Linked DNA regions of Homo sapiens: region 2 is linked to region 1. Evidence: chromatin contacts called from ENCODE Hi-C or POLR2A ChIA-PET data. All regions are on one chromosome and are shown on one strand. The core of a region is the stretch at or near the end of the contact, and the rest is flanking DNA. Distances in the headings are between cores, read along the strand shown.

Region 1 (4,448 bases), core at 1,949-4,448:
GATCTCAACACATTCTGCAGGCCCTTGTCGAAATTCTTCCCTAGTTCACTAGTGGGAGAGGGATTGGGTGTGGTTGCCAAAGAAATAAAAGCGTTGAAATTTCAATAGAAATGCCATAATTTATTCCATTGTATAAAAAAGTCATCCTTATGTAACAAAATGTCTTCTTAGAAGAAGAAATATATTATTTCAGGTCATAAATAATCAGCAAACATACAACTGTTGGCAACTAAAAAAAAACCCAACACTGGTATTTTCCATCAGTGCTGAAAACAAACCTGCTTAAGATATATTTACAGGATAGTACAGTACTCAAAAACAAAAATTGAGGTATTTGGTTCTTCTAGGAGTAGACAATGACATTTGTGAAGGCAGACACCTACACAAAAATAAATAAGGTATATTCTCATATGTATATGTGTCGTCGGGAATAATACTGGTAGGTATGTCAAGCATGAAGAGATTCTACAAAAAACAGGGGCGAGCAAAAAGAAACCGGATCACACACTGAGTCCTTTCTCTTCTGCCCCATTTTGTCAGATGGACTTGATGTACCCACTATATATTGGTCCCGAATGTGCTGAGTTCAGCAAATGTCTTGACGCTAAGTCATCACCATAACTGCTTAGAAACCCAGAGGAACTCGGGTGAAGTTAAATAAATAAGGACCAGCCCTCTCGAGCCCCTCCCAGAGTTATTGCATTTCTCCTCTCAAGGAGCATGGAGTCCCAATGGGATGTGAAGAGCCTCACCTCCCGTGGCCTTTCAGCAGCTGGGAGAGGTCGTAATGGGGCTCTGAAGGTAGCTCAGCGCACTGTTCGTGGAGTGGACAGGGATGGAGACGGGGAAGTTGAACACGGTGGTGGTGGAGGTGCCTCGGTCGAGCACAGCCATGGCGGGGCTCCCAGCCTCTGCCGAACAGTGCGGAGCCAGCACCTGGGACTCAAACTGCAGCAGCTGGCCCATGAAGCTGAAGTTGGGAGAGATGATGCTTCGCCTCTGCTTCACAAACTCAAAGGCCTCGTCCAGCTTGACTCGATTAGTCCTCATAAGGTAAGCAAGGCAGATGGTGGCTGACCGGGAAATGCCTGCCTGGCAGTGGACAAACACCCTTCCTCCAGCATTCTTGATGGAGTCTGGAAAACCAAAGGAGCGGCTGGTTACTTGAGAGTTCAGGAGAACCACCCCAAGCCCAGGTACAGTGTATCTGAGAAAGGTCATGTGTGTCTTGTCTAGAAATGGTCAACATCACCACATGCCATCACATGGATACTGTTCATGGAGGCAACGTGGGCACTGTGCAAAGGATGGCACAGGATTTAAACTCAGACTGGGGATTTCCACTTAGCAGATAGATCTCAGACCAGTCAATTCAACTTTGTGAGCCCCACTTTGCAAATCTGTAAAGTGGGACATCGAATCAAATTCATATTTTACAGGAATGTTGCCCACACCAGACTGATACTGAATGTGTGGAAGAAGGCTCAGAAAACTTCAAGCTCTTGCCACAGAGGTTGGGCTTAGTGGCTAAAATGAGAAGAGAAAGGCAGAAAAGCCCCAGGCATCCATTCCATTTACCTATGAAGTCAATGGCCTCGTTGAACCAGGAGCTGATGTCTGCCTTGTGGTTGTCCTCCACAGGGATGCTCTTGTACTGGTAGTGACCCTCAAAATGGTTGGGACAATTGGCTGAGACGTTGATCAAGGCAGTGATGCCCAAGGCATCCAGCATGTCCTTGCGGGAAGCGTGATACGCACTGCCCAGGTACAGAAAGGGCAGGATTTCCACCGGGCCACCCTGAAATCCAGAAATATCCAACATTCATCAAGCTTGCTCAAAGCCAAGGCCAGTGCCCATACCCACAAAAACTTTCTGCTGGAAAAGTCAATTTCAGATACCGAGTGAACTCAGTTCTGTTGCTGGAGGATAAATAAATAGGGAACTAAGCCCATTTGCCTGGGCAGGACCAGCAAGTTCATTTCCGTAGAGCCTACAATTGGAGACTCGGCTCCGTCAGACCACTTAACTGTGGAATAAATCATATCCCTGTGTCCCCTCCGTTATAAATAATGCTGCAGGTCACTTTCTATATTCTCCCTGGCACTACTCTTCCATGCCTTTGCCAGTTCTTACTTCTTCCCTGTGGCAGGGACACCTACTAACCTGATCGTAGAGTGGGGTACTGCAGGAACTGCACCCAGATTCCGCGCTGTCAGGGACGCTAGTACTCAGGGGAAGGCTGAGCCCCATGGGGGTCGACTGTTTGCTGCACAGCTCCGGGCAGGAAGCCGAAAACGCTTCGTATCCTCCTGGGAATACAAAGACATTTTTTTTCCCCATTAGTGACACCGGGACACGGCACCTTCATACAACTCCCCCACCCACCAAGGGCTGGAAGTTTACATCGGAAAGGCCCAGGCAAGTCTTTGTTTCCAGAGCCAAACAAAGCCAATGACAAGTTCCAGAGATAAATGTACTCCAGCGCCCACGCGCTGCAGGTGGGGCGATCCCCCGGGAGCCGAGAGCCAGGGGTACCGGGCAAAACCTCAGGGGTGTGCGGCCCGCCCCGAGCTTCCCCGAGGGCGTACCTTTGAGGAAGAAGACTTGCGCGGCGCGCGCCTCGCGGCAGAGCGCGCCGGCCGCCAGGGCCAGGGTGCCGTCGCGCTTGGCGCCGTCCAGGGCGGCGCTGCGCTCGTCCAGCAACACCACGGCGTGGTAGGCGCCGGCCAGCAGGCGGCCGCGGAGCTCGGCGTTGGGCACGATGTGCTCCAGGCCCATGGCGCCCTTGGCCCGGCGCCGCACGATGGTGCTGAAGCGCACGTTGACAGAGCCGGCGATGTGGCCGGCGTTGAAAGCGAAGAAGGAGCGGCAGTCCAGCAGCAGGCATTGCGCCGCTCGCTCCCCCAGCAGCGCCCGCAGGCCTCCAGCGTCCAGGGTGCCCACTTCCATGACCATGGCCGGCCTCAGCGCCCCCAGCGTGATCGGCCCTGCGGTGCTCTTTGTCTGTTCTCGGGGCCAAGGGCAGGGCGGCGCTTTTCGAGGAAAAGCTAGACCCCCGGGTCTCTCTGCGCCGAACCAAAAGCCGCTTTTGGACTGAGAGAGGAGCGTCACGCGGGGCTCCGGGCTCCTCGGCTTCTTCGCGGTTCCCCCGACTGCCCCTCCGACCCGCGTCGCACACACAGCCCAAATGTCCTTCGCAGCGAGCCTGGCCCGGGGAGCGCGTTTATATGCGGCCTCTGGGGGACGGGGCGGGCCAGACCCGCGCGCAGGGGGAGGGGGGGTGTTTGTTTGAATGGTGATCACGTGACGGGGCGGTGACGTCACCCGCCCTGCCAGGCCAGGCGCCGCCGAGCCAGAGGGGGAGACGTCATCAGCCTCGGAGCTGGGTCCGCTCGCCGCGCGCTGGCTCGCGGCCCGGCCCCCGCCCTGCTGTCCGGCCTGCTCTTGGCGCGTCCCCAGGGACCGGACCCGCGCCGCGCTCCAGGCCCAGCGGGGAGGAGGAGGGCTCGCTGCCAGCTGAGGCTGACCTCCGGGATGCGAGCGGCCGGGAGAACGGGCGACGTGCCACCTGCCTTGGCCTCGCCGCTCCTCCCTCTCTCCCTCCCCGAGTCCCCTTCCCCGTGCCCCTCGGCCGCCGACCTGAACCGAAAGGGGCTTCCTGTGCTTTTGCATACTCTTGTGCCCCTTTTCCTCATTTCCTCATCACTAACAGGCGGGGAAACTGAGGTTCCCCAGGCGAAGCGACTGACTTGCCCAGAACCACACTACTGGGGTGGGGGCAGCAAATAGGCGCCTAAGATGAAGTTTAGAGAAAAATGAACAACTCTGCCGATAGAAAAGTCGTCCCTACCAAGACCGACTCGAGCGAGTTGGGGCGGAGAGGTTCAGGGCAATGCTTTCCTGTTTCCCAGACTTTTCTTTAAGGTGGCTTTAAAATATCTACATTTGCCATGAAAGTGTGAGCAAGCAAACTCCCACCGGGAAATAATGCTATTCCTAGTCTTGTGGCCCCCGGAAGACTTGGAGCCAAGGGAGGCAGGTCAGGGGGCTGAAATCCCGGTGAGGGGTCGCAAGGCCCCGCAGTGGATTCCAGGGTTTGGCGTTTGGAGGGGTGAGGGGCGACCCGCAGCGCGACTCGACGGCGCCCCCCAGGGGCCGCCCGACACGTTTCTGTCACCTTGGCTCCAGACTGAGCTTCTCCATCCCTTTCTTTATTATACAAATAGGCAGTATACACAGTGAGCGCCCACTAAGCGCTGGGCTGGGGGCCTCCAACCCGGAACAGAAGCCGGCCACAACCCTCGCTCCCTGTCGTCGCGGCCGTTATAGGCCGAAAGCAAAATCCAATCCCGGGCCATTGTGGGCGGATTGCCAGGACCTGGATCGCAACACTTGGGAAGACCCCCGCCCCGCCCAGCGATCTCCGTGCCCTGAGTCCCAGTGACGG
Region 2 (7,181 bases), core at 1,951-4,450, 2.5 Mb before region 1:
GAAAATTCTGGAAATCACCAAGCCACATCAGTGGCATGACTGGAAGCTCATGACTGTCTGATGCTGTAGAGGAAGTTCCCCTGATGTCCCAGACCCAGGGACAGGATGCAGAGCAGGGGAGGGAACCCCTTCCCCTCGTTGGACACCATCTTCCAGACCCCTGGGATTCAGGGGACAAATGCAGATCAAAAAGTAGGGCAAAAACAGTTCTGTGCCTCCCTTTTAAGGTTCAACTCGGGACTGAAAAATCTTGCGTTTCCTTACACCAGCCGCACTCACTTGCGTGTGAAGATGCTCCTCCTCTCTTCGTTCTTGTTGATTTCCTGACTTAACTTACTGAGAATCCTGCAAGATAAAGAGACAGATGAAGAGATAAAACCATCACTCAGTCTCAACCTTCCCCCTGACCCTTGATATCCCCTGGTCTATAGAAACTTGGGGCACCAGGGCCAACTTTGGCCAGGCTCCTCTTTGTCACCTCTGCAGGGACCCTCTGCTCTTCACTTCCTCCCAGAACTTGCCATCTTATTCCCCGGGCCAGACCTTCCTCCTGCCCAGGAAGCCCTCTCTCCTCCTTGCTGATCTGTGTCTGGCTGAGCCTTCCAAGTCCAGCTCAGAGCTCCCCCTTAAAGACTTGTCAGCTCACACCTGGCTTTCCCTCCAAAAATCAGGAGCCTTAGGATCTGGATACGATAGCTGTGTATTTTCTTGTCTTACTATTCCTGGGGCTGAGGTCCCCTGGCTTTTGCATGACCTGGCAGTGCTGTCTTGTTCCTAAGAATCTTCAGACCATCATCTAGACCCACAGGAATCAGCTGCTCCTTGGAGATTTCTTATCACAACCTCTAGTGGGCTGTTCTGTGGCCTGCCTTCTCCTTCCATCTTCCCCTCCCAGACTCCCACTTGGTGATGCGGATTCTTATAAAAGTTTGGGGAGGTATTCTCTATAAAGGCAGGGGTTGCAGAATGAGAGACTCCCTGAATCACTCATGCCCTTGAGGCCAGCTTTGACCAAGACACTTGAAGATACTCTTAGTCCCTGGGTTCCTTCATGTCAGAACTAGCAAATCCCCAAATCCCAGGATGGAGCTGGGGGAGCTGGGGCAGGAGGGCTTTGCCGACAGAACCATATCTCCAGCATGCCCTAGCAACAAGCATCCATTCCAATCTCTCAGATATCCAGAACTCGAGACTGCAGCCCCACTTAGTACCCACTGATGAGACCAGCGAGACCCTTAGTAGTCAATAGGCTTAGTGTTTCCTCGAGATTTGGGGCAACTGGAAGGAACCTCAGATTATCAGTCCAATTTCATTTTACAGAGGAGATGGCAGATGGCGGATCATGAAGTCAAGAGATCGAGACCATCCTGGCCAACATGGTGAAACCCCGTCTCTACTAAAAATACAAAAAAAAGCTGGGCATGGTGGCACGTGCCTGTGGTCCCAGCTACTTGGGAGACTGAGGCAGAAGAATCACTTGAACCTGGGAGGTGGAGGTTGCAGTGAGCCGAGATCACACCACTGCACTCCAGCCTGGTGACAGAGGGAGACTCCATCTTAAAAAAAAAAAAAAAAAAAAAAAGGGAGTAGCTTGAAGCCACATAGTAGTTAGTGGTAAAGGCCACCCCTTTTCCCACAACTCACACCAGCACCACAAGCTAGCCTTTCTAATTTCCAAGCCAGTGCCCTTTCAACGCACACACCCCTGTGTCAGTTCCCTTTCTGCTGCAAGCTCTCTGGAGGCAGATACTGTTGAGTCCCTGGCCTGCCTATGAGAACGGCTCATGATCTCTATTTCTTCTGCTTAATGACCATCTCGAAGTAACAAGTTTAGCCTAAAATAAACTTGCTAAGTTAGCAAAGGAAGTCCTTAGCAGCCACCATTTCTCGATTCCTCCATCACCTCCCCTGCCCCTCAACTCCCTCATTTCTCCCAAGATATGGGCTCCAGGCTGGGCGCGGTGGCTCACGCCTATAATCCTAGCACTTTGGGAGGCTGAGGTGAGCAGATCACTGAGGTCAGGAGTTCGAGACCAGCCTGGCCAACATGGTGAAACCCCGTCTCTACTAAAACTACAAAAATTAGTCAGGCATGGTGCACGCCTGTAATCCCAGCTACTCAGGAGGCTGAGGCAGGAGAACCACTTGAACCTGGGAGTCAGAGGTTGCAGTGAGCTGAGATCACGCCACTGCACTCCAGCCTGGGGACAGGAGCAAAACTTCGTCTCAAAAAAAAAAAAAAAAAAAAGAAAGAAATGGTATCCAAACCTCCTACCTCATTAGAGCAATGGGATAAACAAATTTTGATAAACACACTGGTACTTAAGAGGAAAGAGAAGGAGGAAGGGGAGGGAAAGGTTTACTCTCTGTAATAATATTGTTGACAACTCCAGGCTTTTGTGACTGGGCAGAGAGAGCGAGGCTTTAAGAGCAGCAGCGGGGGCTTCCTAGTTGCCTCCTGACCATGCCGTCAGAATGCTTGTGACATGGTTCTTTTTGGTTCCCTTAAGTGGTTGTTTCAAGAAGACGATGGGCATGTGGGATAAAAGGACTCCTACAGAGCTGGCAAGGGAGCCCCGTTAGTGTCCTGTGTCCTGGCCGTGTCAGGTGGTGCTGGCTGCAGCAGCCACTCCCATTCTGTCACCTGTTTATTCAACAATGTGCACTGAGGGCCTTCTAAGTGCTGGGAACTTAGAAGTGCTCAAGGTGCATCAATGAGCAAAACAAAGATCCCTGCTAGTGGAGAGGAAACTTTAAGGAGGTGAAATGTGCTGCATATGCACCATGCACATGCAGAGTGGGGGGCTGGGGAGGGGGATGGGAGTGCAGGGGGGGGCTGGGGGGGATGGGAGTGCAGGGGTGGGGGCTGGCGAGGGGGATGGGAGTGCAGGGGTTGGGGGCGGGGGGGATGGGAGTGCAGGGGTGGGGGGCTGGGGGGATGGGAGTGCAGGGGTGGGGGGCTGGTGAGGGGGATGGGAGTGCAGGGGTGGGGGGCTGGGGGGGATGGGAGTGCAGGGGTGGGATGCGGTTGCCATTTAAAATGATCAGGCCTCACTGAAGAGGTGACATTTCAGTAATGACTTGAGCGAGGTGGGACTGAGGCTCACCTCAACGCCCTCCTCCTACAGAGTTTGACAGGGCTCTGACCAGCTCACAAGGCTGCTTTGGATCTTGAAAGAACCTCCTGCTCTCTGCGGTGTTGCCTCTCACCAGTATCTCTAGCAGCCAGGCTGGAGGCTGCCGGGGCTCGAATTGGGTGAGGAAGGAAATGTCAAACCGCAGGCCTCAGCAGAGGAGCAGCAAAGAGCTGAGTGGGGGCAGAACAGGTCCTGGCAGTTGGCTTGCAGCAAAGTGTGGGCTCCCAGGGTCCTCCTGCTTTAAGGGGCTACAGAAAGCACCTTCCAAGCCTGTGGGACCACTGCCAGGGTCTGGTGGACGGTGCAACAGTGATGGTGGGCATAGCAGGGAGGTGGTTGCTATGGCTATTGCTAGGTGCAAACCTTCAAATTACACCCTACCCCCAGAGGACCAAGTGACAGTGAGTGGAGGGAGGTGACTCATTCTCCCTTCACCCCATAAACCCCTGGCCTCGCTCAGGACCAGAGCAAGAAGTGATGGGGGCTGGGCAGCCATAGACAGCAGTCCTCTCTGCTTGCCTTTGTTTAAGGGACTAGCTGGCCCTGGAAATGGGCTGAACCTCCCCACAGGAAGCCAGGCCCGTGTAGGAAGGCAGCATTCTACAATGACCTAGGTTCCAGCCCAGCTGCATCCCTAACTTACAGCATGGTGGGGGCCAGTCTTCATCTTCTCAGTCTAAGGTCTCTCCTGGTAATGTACAAGGTACAGGGCCTGCAGGCACAGACAGTCTAACTACAATGTCTGGCCCCAAGGGTGGCGCCCACTGTGTGATCTCAGACAAGGCAGCTGCCCTCACTTGGCCCCAGATTCCTTATCAGCACAATACAGGGGTTAAACCTGATTAGGGAATCCCTGATGGGCCTGATCATCATGATTACTTAGCTGTACCTGTTGCAAACACTGATCACCAGGCCCAGCCTAGACCTACCTGAACGGACTCTCTGAGGAGAAGCCTGAGGCTCAGTGACATCAACCGGCCCCCACGTGATTTTTATTATCATCCAAAAAGCTTGTGAAATAAATCCTGCTATTCTTGACACTGATGAAATTGTTTGTTTGTTTGCTTGTTTTAAAAAAGGAGGAGAAGGAAAGGCAGGAGAAGGAACTTTGTGATTATGAAGGGAGTGAAACAGGAGAGTGGGGGTATGCGGGGCCTTAGCTGGCCTCTGATGTAGCCCTTTAATTCTCCCCACACTTGAACAACAGTGAAGGAAGCCCTACTAGTGGGTCTAGAAATCAACTTTGCTGATGACACAAGAGGAAAGAAACTATACAAGAAAAGAAGGCTGCCAGGCAGGTGGAAAAGGAGGGAGAGAGAGAGGGGGGAAGGGAAGGGAAGGGGAAGGGGTATAGAATAGAAAATATCAGTGCACAAAGCATGCAGTAGGAATAGGCATTGTCCTGTGAAAATTCCATCTTTGTTTCCTCTACTGTGGCACGTGTAGCTGTGTACTGGCTTATGATGTAGAGCGCATTCTTGCCACAGCTCACATAGTAAGAGCTTTGGCCAACTTCTGACCAAAGCCCTCCCACAGTGGGAGCCTTATTCCCTGGGCTCAGATTTCAGACTGCCTGCTGATCCCTCCTGGGACAAGGCTCCCGGCTCCTGGGTAGGGCAGATGCCTCTCCCCCTGTGCTGTTCTCTCAGTGGGACCCTGGAACTCTCCTTCTCCTCCCCACCCCTCCTCCCTGCACACATTCCCACTCTCAGCCCTGCTCTCGCTCTGCATTCCAATCCTCCTTCCAAGGAACAAAGTGTTCTTTCCGTCTTTAAAGACCAGCCCCCTTGAACCAAGAGCCAAACCTTCTAAATTCTATCCTTGTCACCTGAGAAGCCGGGGGCAGCCAGATGTTTTAAGACTCAGGAAGGAGCCTTTCACCATCACCTGAGGCCTCGGTCGAGAGTGTAAGAGTAGGACATAATAATTTGAGGACACAGTGTTCTCCTTACTTGTCACCCATGTCCCCTACCCCTGTAGTTTTACATGGAGTGTTTTCCTGGTGCCTCACGATCATTTTCCTGGTAGACAAGTATAATTATTCTCATTTTTACAAATAAAAAAGGCAGGGCTGGCCAGGTGTGGTGGCTCATGCCTGTAATCCCAGCACTTTGGGAGGCTGAGGCAGGTGGTTCACTTGAGGTCAGGAGTTCGAGACCAGCCTGGCCAACATGGCAAAACCCCATCTCTGCTAACAATACAAAAATTAGCCAGGCATGGTGATGCCTGTAATCCCAGCTACTCGGGAGGCCGAGGCAGGAGAATCGCTTGAACCCAGGAGGCGGAGGTTGCAGTGAGCCAAGATTGCGCCACTGCACTCCAGTCTGGGCAACAAGAGTGAAACTCCAACTCAAAAATAAAAATAATAATAATAATAGGCAAGGCTCTGAGGGAGGCATCTGTCTAAAGGCACGTGACCAGCATTTATGGGGAGAGGAGGCTTCACGTCGAGTGCTGTGGGCTTGCACTGGAAGAGAAGAAGGGACAGCCAAGGGAGGCACCTTTCCTGTGGCAGGGCCCTTGAGGACTGACAAGAGCTGGGTCCCTGGACGGCAATTAGCCACTGAATGGGACAGGGGAGGACCATGTTGGAGAGAGGCCCTGTTTTGGTTTTGCTGGGGTCTGGCCATATTTCTTTTTTTTTTGAGACGGAGTCTTGCTCTGTCCCCCAGGCTGGAGTGCAGTGCCACGATCTTGGCTCACTGCAAGTTCTGCCTCCCGGGTTCACGCCATTCTCCTGCCTCAGCCTCCCGAGTAGCTGGGACTACAGGTGCCTGCCACCACACTCGGCTAATTGTTTTGTATTTTTAGTAGAAACAGCGTTTCACTGTGTTAGCCAGGATGGTCTCGATCTCCTGACCTTGTGATCCGCCCGCCTTGGCCTCCCAAAGTGCTGGGATTACAGGCATTTGAGTGGCCACATTCTTTAACAGGCATGAGAATGTTCCTTTCGCCTCTGCGTCCCTTCCTCCACACCTTTCCTGTCTTCTCTGTCTCAGGTAGAGAAATAGGTACAAAGGAGATGCCTCAGTACGTTGTTTCTGCCATTAGACTCACAGCCTTACAGGAAGACAGACAAATATTTCTGCATTACTTCTCAGCTTGAGTCTTAGGTTTTCCCAGCCTAATTGCACCATTGGTAATGGCTACAGGGATAACCAGCAGAAAGAGCATCATCCAATACCTAATTGCTGCCTGCACCACCCACCCCGTCACTCTCTTCTCCGTAAAGTTACACTGTGCATTTAAATATAAAACTTATAACATCCCATCCTTTAATGAACTTCAAATAGGCACCAGCAGATTTGAACGTGTATTCGTGTATTCTATCGATTTAACCAGACCGTTGTCAGCTGTACCATGAGGGCCAACCTAGGCCCTATAAAGGGAGCCTTCATTTTTTTTCTTTAAAAATCCTCCACCTTTACAATGTTGCAGGTGTCTTGGGATCAACCATGTCCTGAGAGAGTGACTGCATTTTCAGGCTGAGAGAGCCTTCCTTACCACAACTTACCTTCTTAAAAATCTATTTAATACTTATATTGTAAACGTCAGGGAAGGAAATAGAGACATTCAGAAGAGTGTAATATTGTTTTGGTTTTCTGTACATGAACACAATTTCTTTTCCAAAGGCCTTTGGGGTAATGAACAAGACAAATAAACTTATGTACAAGAGATGGAATGAATAAAGTATTGAACGCCTGTAAGTATCCAGGACAGCACCAGGCAATTTCTGTGTGCTGCCTCCTTTAATATTCCCCACTCCTGAAAAGTTAGCTCTTTTCCCTTCTACAGACAAGGAAGCTGAGGCTCTGATTGCCTAAATGACTTCCCCAAGGTCCTACAGCTGGTGGGAGGCAAAGTCAGCTTTAGAGCCTGGATCTCCCTCACTCCAAAACCCTATGTCCTCTCTATTCTTTAATTCCTCCTCTCCAGAAAGATAGAATAGTTAAAAAGCTAAAATTGTTCTAATTGGGATTTTACATAAAGCAAGAATAGCCAACACTTATTCAGTGCATATTGTTATTTTCCCATTATTTCCCC

The links. A loop is a pair of places that touch in the nucleus more often than their neighbours do. ChIA-PET counts read pairs that join two places held with the same protein, here RNA polymerase II (POLR2A). Pooled maps may share reads with other maps.
Region 2: a loop to region 1 is called in a pooled map, with 7 times the contacts of the local background. The contact joins the enhancer-like site here to the promoter of DUSP1 in region 1. A Hi-C loop is called at or near these places in 7 of 50 pooled maps. POLR2A ChIA-PET finds 5 or more read pairs at or near these places in 3 of 52 experiments (B cell, activated CD4-positive, alpha-beta T cell and activated naive CD4-positive, alpha-beta T cell).

The regions. Positions count from the first base shown.
Region 1 is chr5:172,767,997-172,772,444 of GRCh38, forward strand. It overlaps DUSP1 (dual specificity phosphatase 1), which reads right to left and starts at 3,199. Exons shown (of 4, transcript NM_004417.4): 1 at 2,590-3,199; 2 at 2,165-2,310; 3 at 1,579-1,798; 4 at 100-1,136. The coding sequence starts at 2,956. The coding sequence ends at 766. LOC105377730 (a long non-coding RNA gene) reads left to right here and starts at 4,215. Exons shown (of 3, transcript NR_188285.1): 1 at 4,215-4,448. RefSeq lists silencers at 1-133, 2,547-2,656, 3,197-3,646 and enhancers at 2,686-3,447, 2,757-3,026, 3,448-4,209, 3,674-4,448, 4,210-4,448 and 1 more.
Region 2 is chr5:170,275,516-170,282,696 of GRCh38, forward strand. It overlaps LCP2 (lymphocyte cytosolic protein 2), which reads right to left. Exons shown (of 21, transcript NM_005565.5): 4 at 280-345. Among named protein-coding and RNA genes, the nearest start is that of LCP2, 19 kb to the right of the region's middle. RefSeq lists a silencer at 1,556-1,605. Within about 2 kb of position 3,201, at least 19 of the 41 ENCODE cell types and tissues checked have a DNase peak (open chromatin) inside an H3K27ac peak, as active enhancers do; they include B cell, where a contact is called at or near this core.